3 separate regions of the Homo sapiens genome follow, and all the other regions are linked to region 3. A link is a loop called in an ENCODE intact Hi-C map of the cell type or tissue named here. Cell type or tissue: endothelial cell of umbilical vein. All regions are shown on one strand.

What was found. Hi-C counts contacts between places; a loop is a spot of excess contacts. Peaks named below come from ENCODE experiments on the same cell type or tissue, not always from the same donor. Only the 100,000 strongest peaks of a DNase experiment are listed, where the experiment ranks them.
Region 1: a loop joins it to region 3, with 22 times the contacts of the local background. A loop is called at or near these places in 9 of 110 quality-filtered maps.
Region 2: it touches region 3 in a loop (12-fold over the local background); 44 of 110 quality-filtered maps call a loop at or near these places.

Annotation. Positions count from the first base shown.
Region 1 is chr7:82,737,241-82,745,240 of GRCh38, reverse strand. No RefSeq gene overlaps it. Among named protein-coding and RNA genes, the nearest start is that of CACNA2D1, 300 kb to the right of the region's middle. In endothelial cell of umbilical vein, a CTCF peak has its summit at 4,797 (motif pointing left); a DNase peak (open chromatin) is centred at 4,780.
Region 2 is chr7:82,806,267-82,814,266 of GRCh38, reverse strand. The region is part of intron 20 of PCLO (piccolo presynaptic cytomatrix protein); the gene reads left to right. Among named protein-coding and RNA genes, the nearest start is that of PCLO, 350 kb to the left of the region's middle. RefSeq lists an enhancer at 7,914-8,000. In endothelial cell of umbilical vein, a CTCF peak has its summit at 3,437 (motif pointing left); a DNase peak (open chromatin) is centred at 3,406.
Region 3 is chr7:83,266,839-83,274,838 of GRCh38, reverse strand. No RefSeq gene overlaps it. Among named protein-coding and RNA genes, the nearest start is that of PCLO, 110 kb to the right of the region's middle. In endothelial cell of umbilical vein, no CTCF peak of the experiment used is centred here; a DNase peak (open chromatin) is centred at 3,438.

The sequences.
Region 1 (8,000 bases), 530 kb after region 3:
TTATTCCTGGCTTTTAAGAGCCACTCTTAGCAGAAAGTTTGTTCTGTATTCTGGGGTCCTTACCAGGGTATAAAATAAAATGTCTCAAAAAAAGTGCTGCCAAGTCCATTGTTCTTATTCAGTCTTTCACTCTGGCTTCCGTGATCAAGCACCCTCAAACCTAACCCCAGGGGTGATCCCTTGGCTACTGTTTGTACATTGTAGCATATACCTGAAACTCCTTCAGTTTATAAACTCATTTCTCCCTTATCAGCCCAGCATGTCTCCAGTTAGATTGTGCTAGAATTCAGTCACAGTTTTCAGCTTTATAATCAGGATAGGCAGGAGGGGCAACTCTTGAGAAGGTCACCTGTCGTCTTGCAAAGGAGAGGCTGCTCTGTAGCTTTTTCCTGTGGGGGAGCAGTACTAGCTCTTACTAGGGAGGGACAGCCTTCTCCCTTTTGCAAATTCTGAGGGTCAGAGGGGTCTGAAAAGCCACAATTCTCAGGGATATGGTCAAAGTAAAAATTGCACTGGAAGGCAAAGAAGACATTATTCAAAGCTGCTAAAACAGAAGAGAGAGGTCGTCTGAAGTCAACTCTATTGAAACAAAGAGAAGGAGGAATTTTCAGAACTGGGATGATCTACTGGAAAAGTGCTGGAGGACATGGGGTGGGGGTTGGGCGGTTGATCAGTGGGATGTGCTAATCCTGAGTTTGCAAATGTTTTTTCTCAATTATTAGGCCATCCATGTTTGCTAATTGGTGCCCATAAAAGTTAGGCTCCCATTCGCACACAGAAACTGAAAGATAGGTGCACTATCTTTCCTCGAAATTACATGTCAAAAGAGTGGCTTCTAAGTCCTCAAGAAAGACTTTCCTGGATTATGAGAGGACCTCAGGGGTTTTAAAGCCATCCCGGTCAGCGTTGACTCAGGTGTTCCAATTCTATCTGGTAGGGTTCCAGAGATCCTAACCACAGCCCTAACCTTAAGGGAAACCTGTACTGTCTTTGCTGAACGTTAAAATGTCTCTGGAGCCTCTGTAGTTCTCACTATGAAACCCCGGGTCTGCTTCTCAGCAACTATCAGCTCTTCCATTGCAGGGAGTAAGGGCTTCTTCCTAAACTACCACAAAGGGCCTCTGGCTATCACAGCTAACTTTACGAATTTGTCAACTTCCTTATCATTTATCGTTATACCTCTATAAAGCAACACTTCAACTTAGTAGTAAATAGTCAGTTCTGCTGTCCTTACAGGCATTGTGCACTCTGTGTCTTTCAAATGCCTTGATCCTCACACCAAGGACATTCCTCTCCCTGGGGACTTCTCCTAAGTCATCACTCCTGAAATCAGCAGCAATTGGGCTGCCACCTTATTCAGAAATTATCTATGCTTTGCGTTTCAGATGATGTATTTCCTTTTCAAGTGTTAAATATTCTTTATTTGATATTACACACACACCACACTAAAATGCCTTTCAATAAGTACGAGAAACTTTTTTTTTTTTTCCAGACAGAGTCTTGTTCTGTTGCCCAGGCTGGAGGTCAGTGGTGTGCGATCTCGGCTCACTGCAACCTCCACCTCCTGGGTTCAAGCGATTCTCCTGCCTCAGCCTGTTGAGTAGCTGGGATTACAGGCATGTGCTAACACACTTGGCTAATTTTTGTGTTTTTAGTAGAGATGAGGTTTCACCATATTGGCCAGGTTGATCTTGAACTCCTGACCTCAAATGATCCACCCACTTTGGACTCCCAAACTGCTAGGACTACAGGCATGAGCCACCACACCTGGCCAAGGAACCATTTTAGATACAGGAAATTCTAATTAGGTTGGTATAGTTAAAACCAAAAAGATAAAGTAGACTTTGCCACCTTATCTTCAGCCCAGCCTTTAGGAGGCAAATAACACAAAACACAAATGAGTCTTGCTTGGTTCTGAGAAAAAGGGGGGATTTCCCCAGTATTTAAATATAGTCATATAACAAGTATATACATCTGAATATAAAACCAATCTCTAATAGATTTTAAGATGGCATGCACCGTCTTTGTGGAAAGTTGAACATTATTAACAAAGTCCAGTCATATCTTCAGAAGACGAAAACAGCGATAGCATTTACTGAATCAGAATTACTATTAACGTTCAAAAAACCAAACATATTAATTTAACCACAAGCCAGTCTTAGTTAAGTCAGGACTGCCCAAGAAAAATATTCTGTCAGTCATTCATGATCAGAATTCTGATGTATGAGATCTATTAAATCATGGCACACATAAAAAAAGTCACAAGACATACCACAGAAATACAAACTACCATCAGAGAATACTATAAACACCTCCAAGGAAATAAACTAGAAAATCTAGAAGAAATGGATAAATTCCTGGACACATACACCCTCCCAAGACTAAACCAGGAAGAACTTCTGAACAAAAATCTTCTTGCCCTTCTCATCATCGCCCATATTTAATTCTCTCTCATCGCTGGTGATATGAAGATTTCTGTTCAAAAGCCAGACATCTTGCTAAGTCCAGTATGGTACTTTATTTGCCAACTGGAGAGGGAATGATCCAGTCCCCACAACCCCCTTCTTGTCACCTGTTTTCTCAGACCACTCTCTGTGTCAGTTTGGGTCCTCTGAGTAGACACCAGGACAGGATTGGATGTCCAAGGGATTTGCGGGTGTATTGCCTTTGAAGGAAGAGCCTTCAGACCGAGATGGAAACATCATGACTGTGAAGAAAGAATGAAAAGAAAAGGAAGGACTGGGAAGGAAGGACTCCTTCAGACTGCAGAACTGTTCTGAAAAACTCTTGGGCACACTAAGGTGGTGGAGGGCGCTTCAAAGAAAATGCGTTCATTAGAGGAGGCGTCACTTTGAGCAGGCATGGACTGGTTCTACCCTGCTGTGCTTGACCATTGTCTGGGAGCAGCTTATAGGATGTGTGGCCTCAGTGCTCAGGAGGGGAGCAGCTAGAAATTGTTGATCAACTACCCTCCCACAGGAGGTTTTTATGAAGATCTGAGCAGGACATTTCCACAGCCACCACAGCATGTCATTTACAAGAACTCTTTATAAAATATGAAAAAGTAGGATAGAGAAATCTAATGGCAATTAAAACTTAAGGCCATAGGGAAAAATGGGATTCAGTTTGGAATTAGAAATCAGTGCACCTCATATTCCATTCTATCTTGGAGAGCAATAACCATTATTTTCTTCCTAGTATGTTTTAAGTATAATTTTGGTTTCCTCAAATAGTCTATTTCTTATACCAAGTATGATATTGTATATGTGAAGTTTGCCCTTTTAAAAAATTTATACAAAGAGAATGCTAAAAATGCTGAGATAACTAGAATAACATTGGCCCAGTGCTTTCTTAGTTGATGGGTAAACAAGAAAAAAAAGAACTTTTTCACTAAATCATTTTGGATAGCTTGATGTTCTTTTAATGTGTAAGAAAAAAATGGTTTAGCCTGGTGTAAACATGCCTTTGATTTCTGAATTTTAATGTTGGCTTTTAATGATGGTGCAGCATACTCTTAGCAGTGCTTGAAATGCCTCTTTAGTACATACTTCAAAGGAATGCTCAGAGCTGCTGCCTCTGCAATTGTTTAGTACTCTCATAAAGTGGAATTTGAAAGTGTGTCTTCTCCCAGGGAAGAAAAAAATCCCAGGAACTAGATACATTGATAGATGTAATTGAGATTGAAATTATTCTGTTTTCATTGAGGTCTAGGGTCTCAGTTCAAACATATCTAGCCTATTGCCATTCTATTGGGTACTTTTTATGCTCTCTTCTGTTCTTTTTTTTTTTCTATTTGTTAGAGTTGTCCTTCATCATCATCATCGCTACCATCAATAACATTATCAAAAATTACCATTAAAAGTATCACTTTGCCTTTAATATGTTAAGCATTACTGCTCAATGTGAGCTGAATGTTTTTGGTTTCCTTCCTATGCACAGTAGGAGAGAGTCAGGGCTGAAGGCCAAATACTTATAGGTTAAAACTAACAACTCAAACCCATAGTCCTCAGAAACATCAAGACCAAATGTTGGGGTCTTGAGTCAGGAGATGGGAGAGAGGAAGCGCTTATGGGAAATGTTTTATTCTAGTCATCGTGAAGTTCAACCTATCTTGGACATGAAGACCCCTGACATGCACTCACAGTAGAATATTTTTATGAAAGCTGTTCTGAGATCAGAAGGGGCCAAGCGGTCTTGATGATGGGGGTTAATTCCTAAACATCTCAATCAGTTTCCCTATAGTCCCTGAATATTTTTGACATCTGGATGTTTTAAGTGCAAAATATGTATTTTAAGACACTTACCTAAGGAGCAAAGTTCATTATTATTCAATGGTGTTTTATTTACTGATGTTTAGAATTCATTATTAAAAACTCTTATCAAGCTATAGATACTTGCTCACTACAGTCACTTTTCTTCCCTAAGATATGCTGTAAACTTGGCATTTTTAAAAAATGTTTATTTTTCTTCCCTCAGCTTCTGGACTCAATATCAATAAGGCAGCTAATGTTGATAAAAGAAGACACATTCCATGCATTTTAAAGAAAAACGCAATTTATTTTTAAAACCCCATTCCAGTGAATATTTTAAAATATTTTATACAATAATTAATATCTCTCCAAAAATACAGCTTACTGCTTCTCATTGTTCTTTCATATTAGCTTGAATTACTGATTACCTGAATATAGCACGCTGCTAAAGGAAAAGGTTGAAATAGTCTGGAAATTCCAGATCCATCTTTGCTTTTCTAGACATATTCTGCTAGAGTCCCCTGCTCCAGCATTTGTGAATCACGCCCTCTGCTGGAGCCCCATGAGTTCAGTTGAATTGAGTTCAGTTTAATACTGAATGAGTATGCCAAGTGCACTAGAAAAACTCTTTAATCAATGATGACCCAGTTAACAGAGAAGATGCACAAAATCTGTGCCTAGCAGTCCCTCAGAAATGAAAGCCTTTCTGCTGTGATCTATTTATGTTTTATTTCTTAAATATCTAATGAGGCTAAGTCAGATTTTTCTGACAGCTTTGGATCCTCAGCTTTCTGCATTCATCATTTCCGGTCTGTAACAGCAAAATCTATATTTAAAGTATTTTATTCTTTTCTTTTCTTCAACCTATACAGATATATAGGTAGAAGATCTATATCCAATACAAATATACCCTTCTTATCTTTTCCCTCAAAATATTTTGCAGAGACCTTTGTCCTCCACAAAAGGTGACTTTATGCAGAGTGTAGTAGTGTAGTGGGATGGAAGAGAAGGTTCCCCTGTTTAAAAAAATATATTTGATATCAACCCAAATCAATGCTTTCTACCATTCAACACCCCCAATATCTCACTCAGGCTGTTCTAAAAGGATCTACAAAGTAGTTCCTGTAGGAAACAGAAACTGGTCTGTTTGCAGTTTTTAAAAAATATCCTGATACTATTATTCCTCTGCATCTTATGTCAAAAAAAGCACACAATTTCTATCAACATAAAGGATCATGTTTTAGAAAATCTGGATATACTAAGATCCATTTTTTTCCTTTCAAATCTGTATTAGTCTGGGTTCTCTAGAGAAACAGAAGCCATAGGAGATAGGTAGGTGATTGATTGATAGACAGATAAATAGATAGATAGGTAGATGGATAGATACACAGACATCCAGATAGATAAATTTGCCATAGGAGTTGGCTCACATAATTACGGAGGCTGAGAAGTCCAAAATTTGCAGTCAGCAAGCTAGAGACTCTGGAGAGCCGATGGTATAGTTCCAGGTCAAGTTTGAAGGCCTGAAAACCAGGTGAGCAGATGATGTAAGTTCCTGTCTGATTTTGAAGGCCTGAGGACCAAGACAGCTGATGCATAAGTTTCCGTGTGAGTTCGAAAACAGAAATAGACCAATGTCCCCATTCAAAGACAGAGAGAAAGAATTCTTTCTTACTCAGCCTTTTATTCTACTCAGGTCTTTCAGCAGATTTGGATGAGGCCCAACCACATTGGGAAGGGCAATCTGCTTTACTCAGTTTACTAGTTCAAATGTTAATTTCATCCAGAAACACCCTCACAGACACACCCAGAAATTATGATTTTTCTGGGTACCCCTTGGCCCAGTCAAGTTGACACAAAAGTTTAACCATCACAAATCTACTCCTCGCCAGTTTGGCACTCATATGCATCTTCTTAAACATATTTTATCTCCAAATAAAGAAAATAACATCTAACGTGATAAAACTACCCTGCACAGAACTGAAAATGCACCAACCCCTTCCCCAGAAGAGGAGGCAAAGTCCTTAAGGGGTGTTTACTCTTATCCTTGATATCCTATAACTTAAGTACTGAGATGTAAAATTAACAATACTTAAATACTATGATATAGCTGGGCATGGTGGCTCCCACCTGTAATCCCAGCACTTGGGAGGCTGAGGCAGGCAGATCACTTGAGGTCAGGAGTTTGAGATCAGCGTGGCCAACATGGTGAAACCCCATCGCTAGTAAAAATACAAAATTAGCCGGGCATGGTGACACATGCCTGTAATTCCAGCTATTCAGGAGGTTGAGGCAGGAGAATCACTTGAACCCAGGAGACAGAGGTTTCAGTGAGCTGAGATGGCACCATTGCACTCCAGCCTGGGCAACAAGAGTGAAACTCTGTCTCAAAATAAATAAATAAATAAATAAACAAATTATATGATATAAAGTCAATACATGTTATGTTACATGAAAAGGGAACAGGAAAGGAAAGAAAACAAAGGGACGTATACAGCCTGCTGGCAGCAGATCTTAGACGTCTCAGCTTCCATAATTGTATGAGTCAATTTCTTATGGTAAATCTATGTATCTATCTATCTATCTATCTATCTATCTATCTATCATCTATCATTTATCTATCTATGCACACACACACACACACATATTCAGAACAAGCTAAGGAGGAAATACTCCTAATTTCCATAACTGGTCACATGGTCCGAGCTGCTATTTATAACTATCTTCTCCCACTACTCATTCTGTATTTCCTTGGCCTTCAGCAAACACCTCAGCTGCGTGTGGTCCTTTATCTGGTAGATGACCCAAACCTGTATTCCTGAATGACTTAGGCTGTTAGCAGTCCTGTCTAGATTGGGTTGTTGTCATTTTCCATTGATCTTAATCAACCTTAGGGATCTCCTGTGTTCCAGGAATCCTCTTCCTTACCTCCATTGTGGAGTAGCAGTTCAATTTCCCACTGGTAGTCAGGATCACTCACCCCTGCCAGCACAGTAAATCCCTTATTTTCCTGTTGATTCAGAGGCATGAGGAGTCCAAAGTTGCTGGATAGCAGTCTTAACTTCCAGCTCAATGGAATCATGTTGTGTCTCCTAATGGAAGCATCCCTCCCTTTGGAACTAAGACCTCTAGGTCAGCAAAGCATAAGGTGGTAGGAACAGGAAGCAAAAATTTTGCTAATGGGTCACTAGGAGTAATACTGAGTGGTTCCACTCTGATTTCCATCCTTCATTCCTGACCCATAAATCCTGGCTATAGGAGAAGCAGCACAATATGCTGGAAGATAATTCAGACATATACAGTTTTATGGAGAACTTCACCTCAGCCCTGCAAGGTATTGTTACATAGCTGGTGCTGTAGCTGAGTCTTCAAAAGGCCATTCCACCATTCTATCAAACCAGCTGCATCAGAAGCAATCCTGTGTCTAATACCATGATGCTGGATAAGGCATTCTAGAAATCTATGGATGGTAGTTTTTGCAGACGCATTGTATGCAGAGAAGGCAAATTCATATCTACACTGTCTATTTCAGTAAGAACAAAATGATATTCCCTCCATGGCAGAAGTGGTCCAATATAATCAACCTAGCACCAGGTAGCTGGCTGATCACCAGCAGTGAATGGTGGACTCTGTTGGTCTCTGCTGCTAACAGATTAGGCACTCAGCAATGGCCACAATCAGGTCAGCCTTGGTGAATGAAAGTCCATGTTACTAAGCTTATTCATAATCTCCATCCCTGCCACCATGGCA
Region 2 (8,000 bases), 460 kb after region 3:
ATTTATAATTATTAAGATTGACAAATGACATTTTTTCAATTTATATAGCAATTTTTTATTTTATTGGGAATGATATAGATTAAATTATATTTACACATCCGTAATTGTTACTTTTTCCTTTTGAAATTTCATAAGTTGCCTATCAGCTTTAATCAAGCTGCTTCCAAGCTGAAGTAGAGTGACAGAAGTGTTATAAAGGTAGAATAAAATTTTTTGTTCTTATCTTGAAAGTAACATTTATAGAAAAACAGTTGTTTATAAATTATCAATTAATTTCATCTTCCATTATCTACATTACTGATCCCATATAGTGGAAATTAATTGTATTGGCATAACAATAGAAAAACTGAAGATTATCACTTTCATTCAAATTTGAGGAAAAATGGAAAGCTTCTTACGAAATACTTGATCCTCAATTTCAAGTATATAATTTGATGAGTTTCAAAATATTTAATGCCAAAAGGATATTTGCAAACGTGCTTATCATTTATGAAAAATATGATCTGAATTACTTTTATTAGGTCATCATTTTTACATACATTTGCTGATATTATTTTTAGTGCAAATAATGTCACAGAACCTCTTCAAGGTGTTGGTGATACTACAGCAAACAAAATAGACAAATATTACTGTCTTCATGAATCTCTCATGCTAGTAATATTTATTGAATAATCAATTTAAAGGTATCTGGAAAAAATTATGAAGAGTCAGAAAAGTGAGTTTTGTCTATCTTCAACTGAGAGGAAAAAGAAAAATGCAATTGGTCACTGATTTACATTTAGGTGCAACCAAACATCATCATGTTTAAAAATATCTGGAAAATATAATTAATTATAATTTATTTGTTCTGCCTCTGGTTCTATCATAACCTGTACAATCCACTGCAATATAACCATCTATATATAGACAGAAAGTATTTTTTAAGGATCTATTTGGAGAAAGATTGATGAAATGATTGTTATAGATTAATAGATCATTAATATAATCTGTTTGGAGAAAGATTAATGACATTAGCTAGAGAGGTTAGGTCTCATGAGACCAGACGTGCATTTATCAAATAACTGTCCAAACTTCCTCTTTACTTCGTGGCCATTGACCAAATTGGAATAATATGAAAACAAACTGGAAATGTGCTCAACCTTTTTCATTTGGGCAAAATTTAATGAATTTTCAAAATGTTCGGATTCCATTTAAGGACAGCATTCTTGTTATCTAAGCAGTCGTGATGTAAGTTCTCACAGTTTCAGGATTATGTAAGAACTTTTTTCAAAATGACTATTTTTAGAATGACTTTTTACTCAAACAAACCTGCATGTTTTACAGTAGTCTTTATTCCTGCTTGAGTTTTTTTTTTCTCCAATTGTCAGTTGGAAATACCTATCTGACAGCCTAATGCAAGTGTAGTGCAAGCAAACAGCAAGAAAGAAAATGCTTCTGCTTCAAAAGAGAATAAAAGGAAGATTGAAAAATTAAAAATCGCCCATGAAAATTTGATGTAGCTCAAAATTGAATGTTTTTTCTTTCACATATGATCCCCCATGCTATTAATCTTTTAAAGATAAAGATCATTATTGTATTTGCATTTTATAGCACCAAACCGGAACTCAGCACTGGATACATTCTTTTTTCATTCTATTTATTCGAACATAGCTGGAATTACGGCCTGAATTTATTAAAGACAAAATGAATTTACTTTCTTAATTTTCATCTATGATAATGTCTTAGTCAAACTTTCTTTCATTATTTACTATACAATTTTAATTCTCACTTAAACTATATTTTAAGTGGTTTCTTCCAAAATCACTTCTGAACTAAAAACCCCTCAAAAAAAGGAAGACCTACTTAAAAGGCAACATTATGATTTCCTTTTAAAAGCAAGGATTATAGTATACGGAGCCAACATGTATTTTTTCATGTAAGAAAAAATTCCTCTATACCGTGCTATTAGTTAAGCTAACTTCATTTTCATTTGTTACATTGTTTTATACGATTACTTCTGTTTCCTGAAGTGATCATTGATCTTATTATCTATAAAGCCAGATAATGAATCATTATAAACAAACTAAATTGTTCATTAAGATGTCATTAAGAATTCAGTCATAAGGCCAATGTGCATGGAGAGAGAAAACTGTGAATATACGAGATTTACCATCTTTCTGGAACACAGCAAATGGAGGCAACCCGTCTTCATCTTCTTCTCTAAAAGGAGCTACTATGTGAATATGACATATCTTAAGGGAAATATTTTTATTTTTATAAGAAAAAAGCCTGCAACATTCCATTTCTCATGACTTGTCATACCTTTATAATAGATATATTGTTTACATATATATATAAAATATATCTGTAATGACTAATAGTCATCTAATAATTTGTCATTTAAAAAAGAAATTGTCAATGACATCCTTCCTTCAACTTCCATGCCTAACGACTTACAAATGACTGATAGAGATATCAGAGTTTCAACACCTGTATTTGTGAAAACTTGTGATTTGGTGGTGTGTGAAAACTACAAATAGCTCTATTGAAGCTAGCCCATTTTTCTAGTGTCCAGTTTGCTTTAGATTTTCCCAAATAGATAATAATTATACTGAAGTAGATTTGGAAAAAAATTAAACTTCTAAATTACTTTTAAGATGCAGTACCTCTTCTTAAACTAGAACCCCTGAACTGTAATAGAAAACATACATGAAGTGTGATTGTACATAATTCAAGGGAAAACATTCCAAATAATGCTGGCACAATGACACTTAAAACCTGAAATTTTCAGGTCCACGTTCAAAAGAAAATTAAAACATGAGATAAAACTGCAAAATCCCTTTAGTAAAAATATCAAAAAACAAAAACAGTAACAGCAATAACAACAGGTAGATGACAGAGACAGGAGGAGGGAAGAAGGAAAGGAAAGAGGGATGGACAGAGAAAGAAACAAAGAAAGAGAGGAGAAAGGTACCTGAAGTAAATACTAGCTAAATTAAAGCTAGCTACAGGGGGTAAAAATTCCCAAATACTTGATTTCTAAAACTGCTAGGTAGTTATTTCCGTTCCATCATTAAGTATTGGAATAAACAAAATTATTGATTGCTTTTTATTTCGGTTAATCTTAAAATTTTAGAGACTGTATCTAGGAAGATATTTACTACTGTATTAACCAAGTAATTTGGGAAAGTACAAGCTACCTACATAATAAATTACTCCTCAGAATATTTGGAAATAGCTCTGTGCTGGACCAAAGATATAAAACCAATAATGGAACATCATAGACAGCAACCTATTTACATTCCAAACACTAATTTTTTGGAATTTAGTAGGATAGGCAGAGACCTTGCCTTTTAAATTTCAGATAACTGGATGTGATATAAAAGTAGTAAAAGTGAAGTCTACAATTTAATCCGTGCTCTCAGAGCAAAGTGCTGCCATCATGTGGTAAGTACAGTGATAGCTTTGCATATTTAAGTACTGTGTGGTAGAGGGAAGAAAAGCCAACAGAGCAAACTAATTGAAGACAGATGTGCAGTCAAAGAGACACTACCGATTTAATTAAGGTTAGCCACAATGGAGTAATAAAACACAATGATGTTGAACCATCTAACAGCCAAAGAAAGTGAAATGGTCAAAGAATAATTTAAAACAGATTGAATTGCATCACAGAAGGTAACATTTGTTTACCTGAAATGCCCCCTCAATTAATTGAGTTACAAAAATGATTCAACGTTCTAAGATTTATTCTTTTAGGGCACAGGACCCTTTCTATGAGTGAGCTGATTCTATCATATATTTATAGCATCCACTCTTTCCTTTACTTGGTACTTAGTAATACACTTAAGATTTCAAAAAGAAAGTAGACACAAAAATGTAATTCATAAAAAATGGCCCCAAAGATGTATCTTATTACTAAGAAAAGCCTCTCAATGTTTATATAAACTTTTTTCATATGTAATACACAGGTGTGTAATACATTCACACATAGTAGGTCCTTGGTTTCTGAAACTCTAATTAAAAGAGTTGGAAGAATAAAGCAGAAGTTGAATATTTCTAAATTTTTGATTTTGAAATTATAAAATTATGGAAGATTATACTTAGTGTGTTTAAAATATTATTTCCCTCAATAACATAAAAAATAGAGATATATTACACTTAAATATAACCCAGAGCTCTCCAACTACCTACATACAAACATGGGATCAGGACAAGTTCTAGAGTCTGTAATAGTGCTGGCTCCCACAGAATGTTACTCTACATATTATTTTCTTTTGTCACTTTCATTTTAAATATATATGTAATATTTGTGATTATGAACTTTTTGAAATTCATAAGCTTATAATCTCTGATGGTTAGTGTATTCTCATTAAATATTTCCTTCAATCAAACCAGTGTTTTGGGAGATTGGGGTTAAAAAATATAGTTGAATGATCACCTTTTTCTATACAGTATGACAGAGTAAAGTTATCTCTGATTTTAAAAGCTAAAAAAAATGACTCCCTAAAGTTTCTTTGACAAAGAACATGGAAAAAAAGCTTCCATATCAAGTGGACTTCTTGTTGAGAAATTTATGATTTGTATAAAACACAAAGCTTGATTTAAAAAGTGAAATTATCTACTAAATCATTCAGATGTTTTGATTGGTTAAAGGAAAGAAGTATTAATGTATTATTATTATTATTACTTATTCATTAAATATTGTTCAAACATGGTTCCGGGACAAGCTTTTAAGGAAGTTACCAAGGAGAAAACATAGGCTTTGCTTCCAATAACGACAGAGTATGTGCTACAAGAGTCCAGACATAGGAGAGGTCACTTCTGAATGGGAGAATGAGGAAAAATGCATGAAGCAGGTGATTTCTGAGCTAGGCCTTTACAGATAACTTTAATTTAGATACAAGAAAGTGATGGGATAAAAGAGAGCTTAGTAAAGTTGGAAAGAAAAAAGCCAAACCAAAGGGAGCCAGAGTGAATGGACTGAGAGGGCTTCCATGTAAAGTGTTTGAAGGAGAATTACAAGAGATATATTTGGAAAGACCAGACCAATAAAAAACTCTTTTGAGAGGCAAAATAAAGAATGTGGTGGAAATTATTAGATGTCTTGAAATTACCTAAGATCCAGCCTCAGATAATAAAGTCCTAAATACACTTTATTTGTTAAAAAAAAGTTTGCCTTTATGCAGATTTAGCTCAATTTAATAGAATTGATGTTTTATTTCTTGAAGTCTGTTTCAAGAGAAAGAAATGAGTAAATACATGTTTCAAGTATCTGGAAAAGATATATTAAAATACGGATTCTTAGAACCAGCTTATCAAAACCTCTCCATTTTTTGTTTTATCACATTTTATGATATGCAGATACAGCCCAGCAAGAAGAAAAGATCTGTTGTGTGTTTTAATTTAATTCATTTTTCAGAAACTAACCAAATGTGAGGCTATATATCTCTGCACTACACTTAGATACCAAGTTAAGAATACAGAATTTAATCCAGCACCGGATGTTTTGTTGTGATAACTCCAAATAACTAGATTCATTTGAATTATTCACCTAATTTCTAACTGCCTAAAATTTCCATAGACAGAACCTTAGATGTAATCATGTTTTGCAGAGATGTTAGACTGATTCCATCATAGGTAAATGTCCCCTGGATTTGGTTTTCTTTTTTAATATTTCTTATAAAATGTTATTTGTTTGCATTTAAAATATTGACAACACTTGCACAGGCTTTCAAAATGAGAATTCTATTCAAAGAGATTGGCAAGATGGAAAAAAAACCTGTCTTTTCTTAAATTTATTTCTAGCTTTGTTTCTTTCTTCTTATTATGCTATTTTATATTCTGTACACATTTCTCAACTTTTCCAGAAGAGGAATAGAACTAAAAATCGCATCAGGTAAAACCAAAGTTGACAAAACAAAGGATGGACGATTTTGAAACATAGATAATAAATCATTTTTATAATGTAGCTATTTTTGTTCATTGTGAGTTTGCTCTTGAATTAAAATTATTTTAATTTAATAAATATAAATTGATTGAATATTAGTGTCTAATAATTAAGGTTTATCTTTGAAAATAGTAAATTGTGATTTTCCAATTGATGAAATTAATGTCTTCCATTCAATGTCATACTAAAAATTATGAATTGGATTATAGAATCCCATCAAAAAGTATGACAGCTTTCTTTTGTTTATAATCAATTGACTAATCTGACTCATTATGTAGGTTATGCATTTTAATCTACTTTATACATGTCCATCATTTTACATCCTACTCACATTACCTTTACATTTTTAAAATTATTCTTTTAAGAAGTTTTTTTTAACACTAACTACACCATCTGGGTTTCTTCTACATAAAATAAAGAAAATATTCAGAAACATAACTATTCTGTTTCCACAAATCCAGTCCTGTGGGTTACTAGCAATTCCTTGATGACTGGTTGTTTAACAGCATTCAGTTCAATTAGTCAATTGTATATCAGATGTCTATAAGTTAGGAACACATTTTCCTAAATAGCCGTTTCTAACTTATACACATCTGATATACAATTGACTAACTATTAACAATTTCTTTCTTGTTCCCTATTCTCGGGAAGGGATCCTACTACCACTGGAATATATATAAAAATTCCTTGTGGCTTTAGAGAACCTGCTACCGACGAAATTGAAAAAGTGAAGAAATGGGGGAAAAGTTAAATCCTTTGCAAGACTTGATCCTAGCTACCCTGAGGGTGGATTTCCTGTCCTCAAATGGTTTCCCACACAATGTTTATGTGTTTCACTTCATGTGGTTATTATATTGGTTAAAATTCCACCAGATTAAGAATAATTGTGTTTTTATACATATCCTTAAGAAATATGTAGATATCTTAGGATCGTGAAATGATTATCAACTGTTCACCCATTAGTATAACTCTATCCAACTGGCTAATAAACTCCTAATGGGATAGGGACGCATTTATGAAGAAAAAAGACTCTAAGTAGAACTGTAGGTTTGAACACATCTAGATTTAGAAGAGAATAGAGTTAAATTCATTGTCAAAGACTATTTAAGCTCAAAGACAGTAAGAAACAGCTGTTGACAGTAAAGCCCTTGAGAAGAGTGGGGATACCTTGAGAAGAGAATAGAGTTAAATTCATTGTCAAAGACTATTTAAGCTCAAAGACAGTAAGAAACAGCTGTTGACAGTAAAGCCCTTGAGAAGAGTGGGGATACCTTGAGAAGAGAATAGAGTTAAATTCATTGTCAAAGACTATTTAAGCTCAAAGACAGTAAGAAACAGCTGTTGACAGTAAAGCCCTTGAGAAGAGTGGGGATACCTTGAGAAGAGAATAGAGTTAAATTCATTGTCAAAGACTATTTAAGCTCAAAGACAGTAAGAAACAGCTGTTGACAGTAAAGCCCATGAGAAGAGTGGTGATGTGGCAAATAATATCACAAGAGGAAGAAGAGTAAGTTACTGGGCTCCTACATATCTCACTCCTCATAATCACAATTTTATGAGGTAGGCATTACTGACTCCCATTGTTTTCAAATGAGAAAAGCAGTGTACAGTTGCTAAAGAGTGGGTTGGGAGTCAAAACCAGATCGGTGTGACCGAAAAGTTCACTCTCTCTGGCGGAAGACAAATATCAACGATTTCAAAAACTTACTAGAGAAACTTCTCCCCAGCAAAATCAGGGAAACACTTGCCTTATCTTCCTTCTTTTTGCATCAAAATTTCTTCTCAAATCTGACAACAATATTAGTACTATACCCCTACTGCATAATTTATTGCACAAATTTGTAATGTCTGTATGGGAATATGGATTCTTATATTCAAATATCAAACTTAGGAAATTCTTGAGACAAGTCTCAATGATAAACTAGGAAATGCCTGAAAAGAAACAAATATCTTTAAATTTTAAAACCTTGCTGGAGATAGTAGGCAGAGGTACATACAAACAAACAGAATTTTCAATCACTTCTTAAAATTCTATTTTGCATTTTTGTTTCTAAGGAGAAAAACAGATTATAGT
Region 3 (8,000 bases):
GCAAACCCACAGTTGACATTATATTGAATGGGGAAAAATCAAAAGCATTCCCCTGAGAACTGAAACAAGATGAGGATGCCCACTTTCACTATTTTGTTTCAATACAGTACTGGAAATCCTAGCCAGAGAAATCAGGCAAGAGAAATAAATAAAGGGCATTCAAATTGAAAAAAGTCAAACTATCACTGTTTAACAATATGATCGTATACCTAAAAATCCCTAAAGACTCCTCCAAAGGACTCCTAGATTTGATAAATGACTGCAGTAAAGTCTCAGGTTAAGAAATCGATGTATATATCAGTATATATCAGTAGCACTACTAGGCGCCAACAACGACCAAGCTGCAAATCAAACCAATTCCTCAATCCCTTTTATAACAGCTACAAAAGAAATAAAATACCTAGGAATATATTTAACCAAGGAGTGAATGATCTCTACATGGAAAACTAAAAAACACTGCTGAAAGAAATAATAGATGACAAAAACAAATGTGAACACATCCTATGCTCATGGATTGGAAGAATCAATATTGTGAAAGTGATCATATTGCCCAAAGTGCTCTACACATTCAATGCAATTCCCATCAAAATACCAATATCATTTTTCACAGAATTAGAAACAAAAGTCCAAAATTCATATGGAAGCAAAAAAGAGCCTGAATAGCCAAAGCAATTCTAAGCAAAAATTCTGGAGACATCACATTACTGGACTTCAAATTATACTACAAGGCTAGGGTTACCAAAACAGCAGGGTACTAGTATAAAGTAGGCACATAGACCAATGGAACAAAATAGAGAACCCAGAAATAAACCCAAATGCTTACAACCAACTGGTCTTTAACAAAGCATACAAAAACATAAATTGGGAAAAGGATATCCTATTTAATAAATAGGGTATTTATTAAATATTAAATTAAATATTAAATATTAAATTATTAAATGTTAAATAGGGTATTAAATATTTAATAAATAATACATAAATAAATTGGGTATTTATTTATTAAATGCTAGCTAGCCACATGTAGAACTAGCTAGCCACATGTAGAAGAATGAAACTGGATCCTCATCTCTCACCTTATATAAAAATCAACCCAAGATGAATTAAAGAATTAAATGTAAGACCTGGAACCATGAAAATATAACGTTGGAAAACCTCTTCTGGACATTGGCCTAGGCAAAGAATTTATGACTGAAATCCCAAAAGCAAATACAACAAGAGCATAAATAAATGGGACCTAATTAAACTAAAGAGCTTTCTCTCATGATTGTTTCTTCTCATGAAGAATGGGAGAAAATATTTGAAAAGTATGCATCTGACAAAGGACTAGTATCCAGAATCTAGAAGGAACTCAAACAAATCAGCAAGAAAAATACATTTAATCCCATCAAAAACTGGGCAAAGAACATGAATAGACACTTCTCAAAAGAAGATATACAAGTGGCCAATAAACATATAAAAAATACTCAACATCAGTAATCATCAAGGAAGTGCAAATTAAAACCGCAATGAGATACGACTTATTCCTGTAAGAATGGCCATTGGCCAAAAAACAATAGATGTTGTCAGGGATGTGGTGAAAGCAGAACCCTTACACACTGCTGTTGGGAATGTAAATTAGTACAACCTCTATGGAAAAGAGTACAAAGATTCTTTAAAGAACTAAAAGTACATCTACCATTCAATCCAGTAATTCCACTACCCAGAGGGATTGTACGGCCAAAAAATAAAGAGGAGTAGTGGAATTACTGGATTGAATGGTAGATGTACTTTTCCTACCCAAAGGAAAAAAGGTCATTGCATAAAAAAGTCACATACATGTGTACATTTATTGCAGCACAATTCACAGTTGCAAAGATATGGAACCAGCCTGAGTGCCCATTGACCAATGAGTAGATAAAGAAAATGTGGTATATATACACCATGAAATACTATTCAGCCATAAAAAGAATGAAATAATGCCTTTTGCAGCAACTTGGATGTAACTGAGGCCATTATTCTTGGTGAAGTAACTCAAGAATGGAAAACCAAATATCATATGTACTCACTTATAAGCGGGAGCTAAGCTATGAGTATGCAAATGCATACAGAGTGACATAATGGACTTCGGAGACTCAGAAGGGACAGGGTGGGAAGGAGTTATGGAAGAAGAAACTACATATTGGGTAAAACGTACACTACTCGGGTGACAGGTGCATTAAAATCTCAGAATTCACCACTATATATTTCATTCATGTAACCAAAACCACTCGTACCCCAAAAGCTATTGAAATTTAAAAAATTATAACATTTAAGTGTGCATTTGAATGTCAGCAGTTGAATTTATTTAATCAGGGGTTTATTCTACTTCACCAGAAAAGGGAAACAATGGAGAAATGCTGTGATTGTTCCTTGCTTCTATGGTCAACATTTTGCATAATCTGAAGTCTCTCTTCCTTCTTGAGCATACTCACTAAAAGATTTATTAAGTTAGAAGTGCTAACCTATTTTTATTCAATTTTCTGTGTGAGGTCCAAACAAGCTGGATCCTTAAATCAGCATTTGAGAACTTTATGACTAAAAGAGCAACATCTACAAATAACACTATTTCACATAATGCATACCATTCAATAATATTTAGCAGAAAATATTTTTCCACTATTTTATAAAGAAAATATTTCCCTTCTATAGAATTCAAAAGTTTCTATGTTTTTTGGAGATGTTTTCCAGACAAAGGTGCTAAGCAGAGCAAGGGCCATGATAATAAATCAGGACTTTGTGTTCCCAGTCATATACACAGAAAATTCCTCTATTCCATAAAGCAATGTGTTATGTCTAGTTGAGAATAACTGTGTGCTGACTATAAATTGTACATTGAAAATGAAGAGAGTAACTTGGGGAGAGGATCTCGCTCTGTCACTCGGTGGCACTATCGCAGCTCACTGCAGCCTTGCCCTTCAGGGCTCAATCTGCCAGCCTCTGCCTCACAAATTCCTGGGACTACAGGTGTGAACCACCACACCTGGCCACAAGACTAAATACTTATCTTGCTTGTGGAGCAGGGCTCTTGGGAAAAGGTCATCACTTGCGATGTCACCAGCATAAAGTGATTATGATTCAGTATCTACAAACTTTAGCCTGGAGATATTAAATATTTAAGTGCATCATTAACCTCTAGCTTACTTTTTCATTAATATAATTTTTTTTAGTAAAAGTGGGATATAACTTTTTAGAGAACATTTTTAGCATTGAATAATTCAAATGTTATTGTTTTCAATTTTTTACTTCAAGTTCTGATGGAAAAATAACATGAAATGCCAAGATACCATATCCGCTCCTCACTGCTCACTGATTTTATAAAAACCTCTAAATTTGGTGTTGAATTATGCAGATCAGACACTAATGTGCACATGCTCTTCACTAAAAGCAGTTACTTCATTTGTCACAAGATGGTGCTGCACACAGTTCTAAATGGGCTACTCTTAGTAAAGAAACTTCACAGCATTCAAGAGAAAGGAGCACAGTCCTTGAACACTTCATATTTTGCTTCCAGGGTATGGGAAAGTATATTGAATGATAAGACAGAAGGAAATATAGCTTTCCAAACTCAGAGTTTGTGTTGCAAGGAATAGAAGAATTAAAATTCATTCTTTAGAATAATTTTAGTGTAGAACAGTTAAGAGAAAGAAGAGATATTCTCTAATAGATTCTGCCCAAAAGTCTTCTATTCATTTCACTTTGGGGTAGAATAGAAATAGTATGACCAAAAATGAAAGGGAAGGATGAAAAATTAGAGTATTAAAATGGTGATATTGAGCCCTGTATACCCACTTTTAAAAATGTGTAAGGGACATTAAAACTGTGAAAAGGAGAATCTCTTACTCCCATTTTATTTCTCACTGGACATAAGTACAGTCAAATTTGTCAACAGAATGGGCAACATTACATTGTATATATGCAGGCATAAGCAATGTGAGGGCAGAAACATCCATCTCTGGTTTTTAACACCTTCAAAGTGATTTTTTTTTTTTCAGAATGAATATCACTTTTCTGCTTAAACTCAGTAGCTTTCCATTGCACTCAGAATTAAGTCCAGGTTCCTGGAGTTTTACTTAAAGTACCAGAATATGAACTGTTGTTACAGATTTGCTATGACATAACGTACTGATGACACATGGAAAAATCAATCATATCAGTAAGCACACTGTTTGATTCAGCTGACCTTTTTCTTTCTTATCAAGACTTTCTCAATGAAGTCATGCCTTGATTAACTATGAACACTGCAGCACTGTCTTAGTGTGCCCCATGCTTACATCTACCTCTGCCACTTGGCTTTTTCTGACCCAGAGCTTCAGATGCTCAAACCGCTGTGACCTTTCAGCACCTAAAATGAATGAACCAAGTTACTTTTCATCATCAGGGGTATGCACGTACTGCTTCCTCTTTCTGAAATGCTTGTCCCTTCCTCTCTGTGATTTCTTTTCATCCTTCATCTCACACTTCAGATCTCAGAGAGGTGTACCCAGACCACCCAATCTAAAGTGGGTTATTCTATTTCATAGCACCGTATTCTTTTCCTTTTATTTATGTTATTGTAAATTGTAACTGTATACATAAATGATTCACAGGTTTCATGTTTCAAATAGATTTGAGAAAAGTGTATGATGGGCCCCTCAAGTAAGCCACACTGTTTATTAGCCTATGATAGATTCTGGGAAGTCCTAATCTAAAGAAACCTAATGAATTATACGGAATTCAGAGCTTCCAACATTTTTTTTAGTATTAACATTCTAGGAAGCCATATGGAATATTCTTTAGAAAACATTGCTCACATCCATCCACACTCTGCATTTTATAGAAGAGGAAACAGGTTCACGTTAGTGATTGCCCATGCTATAAATTTAGTTAGCAACAGTTAAGGGCTGTCTTTGATGGACACAATAATATTGACAGTAGATCTATTTCCATAGACACTGATTCCATTCATCTTTACTTTTTATTACATTTGCCTTACTATATTTGTGCTGTTTTTACCAATCTTTATTCTAGTAGCTCTTTTTAAAATAATCATGGAGTAGATTTTATCAGACTATACAAAATATTTATTTGGATACCTGCTTCTTATTTTTCTGACTACTCCTACCCCTAAAAGCTGTTATTCATTATTCTATTGCAGTTTGGCAGGTCTCTCTTGTAGCATGGATCAAGTAGAGTAACAAAAATTTATTTCAAAGCTGTTTCCCTTTTTTAATTTGAACTCTGAAAGGGAAGGGAGTTTGTTATTTATTTTTTATTCCTCACATTTATTCAGGGCCCCACAATAAATAAATGCTAGAGGATATAAATACAAAGCATGTTTCTCTAGAGGGACTCAAAGTCTGGAGAGGAGACTGCCATAAATACAAGCAATTATAATTTGTCAGACTTAGATGCTATGACAGAGATAGGTTAGCAGTGATGAAGGTTCTTGGACTGTTTTTCAAAGGTAGCAATATGGGAGTTTGATGAGACAAACAAACTATTTCACCATGTGAAGGGGAGGGCTAAAGGCAGAGGTAGCACCATAAGACAGTCATGTCGCGTTTCTCCCCTAAATGTTCCATCCTGGCTAAATGCTTTTAACCTTTAGGACTAACTGTCACACTCAAAGAGAAGACTTTCTGGGACTCTCACAAACCAAACCAGTGCCCCAGTTGTAATTTCCAATCACAACTTTTATGTCATATAATTCGAATCTAATATCGTCCATAATATTATGCAATTTTTATCAATATTTTCTACTATTTTCCATGAGTGGCAGACATGGTATTTTGTTCATTGGTGTATCCTTAGTATCTAGCAAAATGTATTGTACATAGTATGTTCTTGATAATTATTCATTGAACATGTGAAAAAGCTGAAAAATAGATGAGTTGCCTACTGTGGGTTATGGAGTGACAGAAGATGAAAAAATGTAGAGAAGAAGGTAGATTGTGAAGGCCAAGCTGAAGAGTCAAGATTTTATTTTATCACTGATGGTGTTTTGGGAGAAGAGTAAATCAACCAAGGTCATGTACAAAAGCATCCTAGGTAAGACCTTGTATCTAAGTTTTTTGACTCACTGATGAACTATTCCACAGTAAAATCACTGAACCTGACAGAATATACTATATAAATAGACTTTATTTATGTGTGTATATGTATTCTCATGATATAAGTCAACTATATGGAGTTGTTTTATTAACAATATAGTTATAAAATATAGTTACTGACAATATAGTCATTAATAAATTACTTTCTTAATCTCAGAGGTTTTTAAGATAGCATATATTAGCATATATATATATATAAACACACATATATTTAAGATAGTCTACCCCAGAGAAGTCTAGAAATCTAGGTCTCATTAATTCTTATCTCTTCTGGACTTACCTAAATTATTAGGTTAGTGGTTGATTACTTTCAAGTGTTTAAAAACAGTCTTAGTGTGTAGTAACTAAAAAAAATGTAATGCCTTACAGCTCTGTTGTCTGACATGGTAGCCTCTACCTATACGTTCCCATTTAAATTTAAATTAGTTAAAATTAAATAAACTTAAATATTTAGTTCCTTACATCCACCAAATTTAACATGCTCATAGCCACATTTTCAAGTGTTTCTTTGGTCATGGCAGAAAATTCTATTGAACAGTATCATAGTTTAGAGGGTTAACTAAAACAAAACAAAACAGAAACATCATTATGGTATCTTTCATTTTCTCAGTACTATATGTTTTTCAAAATCCCTTTTCCTGTGACATTTTACCTGACTCTGAGAATGAGCTGTTGAGGTGGAGTATGCAGGAAATACCATCATTACCATTGCTAAGATTAGAGAATTGAGAGAGAGAGACTAGCTCTACTGACCTATCAACTTCACATTGGTAGCAACACCAAGGCTTAAACGGAATAATTTTGACTAAACTACAGACAACTCTCCTGGGTGAGAGATACAAAGAAATACTTCTTGGTTATGGAGACTGAAAAAAACCCATTCTAAGAAAAAGCTAAAAGAAATGAAGAAAATATGGGATGAATATTCCTCCATCATAAAATCATCCTTTCTGTGATTCTATGTGATGATTTCTTAGCAGCACACTTTAGAACTGCATGACAAGATAAGATAGTAAGAGAAATATATGCATTTTAATCAAATCGAAGGAAATGTGGGTAGGAAAGCAATCTTCAGCAAATAATGTAAAGAGCTGAAAACCCCCCAGTCATCCCATGCAAGGTTGTTTATCTGACTGGCTGTAATGAGTGGCTAATTTACAGTGAGAGAGCCGCAGCAGCTTCCTAGCAACATCCTTAAGTCTAGCATTTCACAATCACTCAGGCATCCAAGCAGCCCTGCCATTTCATAGTTCTCTATCTTCCTTTTGTTTATATATGCAAGCAAATGAGGGGAAATAAAATGGGAAGAATATCATAGCAGCTCTATTTACAAAGATACACTCCATAAAATAGATTAACAGAAAAAAATGTTTAACAAATAAAACATTGTAAAACCTTCAGCTGAAGATCCAAAGCTATAAATCACATAAAATTCATGACCCATAGTACAATGTGTTACTCATAAAATTTCAATTTGTGTAAGTGAATGTTGTTCCTGGTTACACATAAAGACACAAAGCTGTAATACGGTTTCCATAGGAGACAGTTTTCACAACATCTCTCCTCACTTTACATGTGGCCTGAAGAAATTTTGATTGAGGACTTCGGGATATACATTTGGGGAGGCTAAGAACAGCATCTGAGCCATGAGATTAAAAAGAATATTCCACGTGCTGCATATTAGGCTTAATATTATAGGGAAAAGTTAAATAAAGCAAGGTAAGATTTCTAGGCTCTTTACAAATGAGTATAAATATTTGTTGAATGAATAAACATATCTGAAGGATGTCTTCTAACTTTTAGGTTATCTCTTGACTGTTCATTATGTCATTCATCACAATAGAAAAGTTGCTTAGTAAAATAAAATGTAGTGGATTTTATGCTGATGTTAAT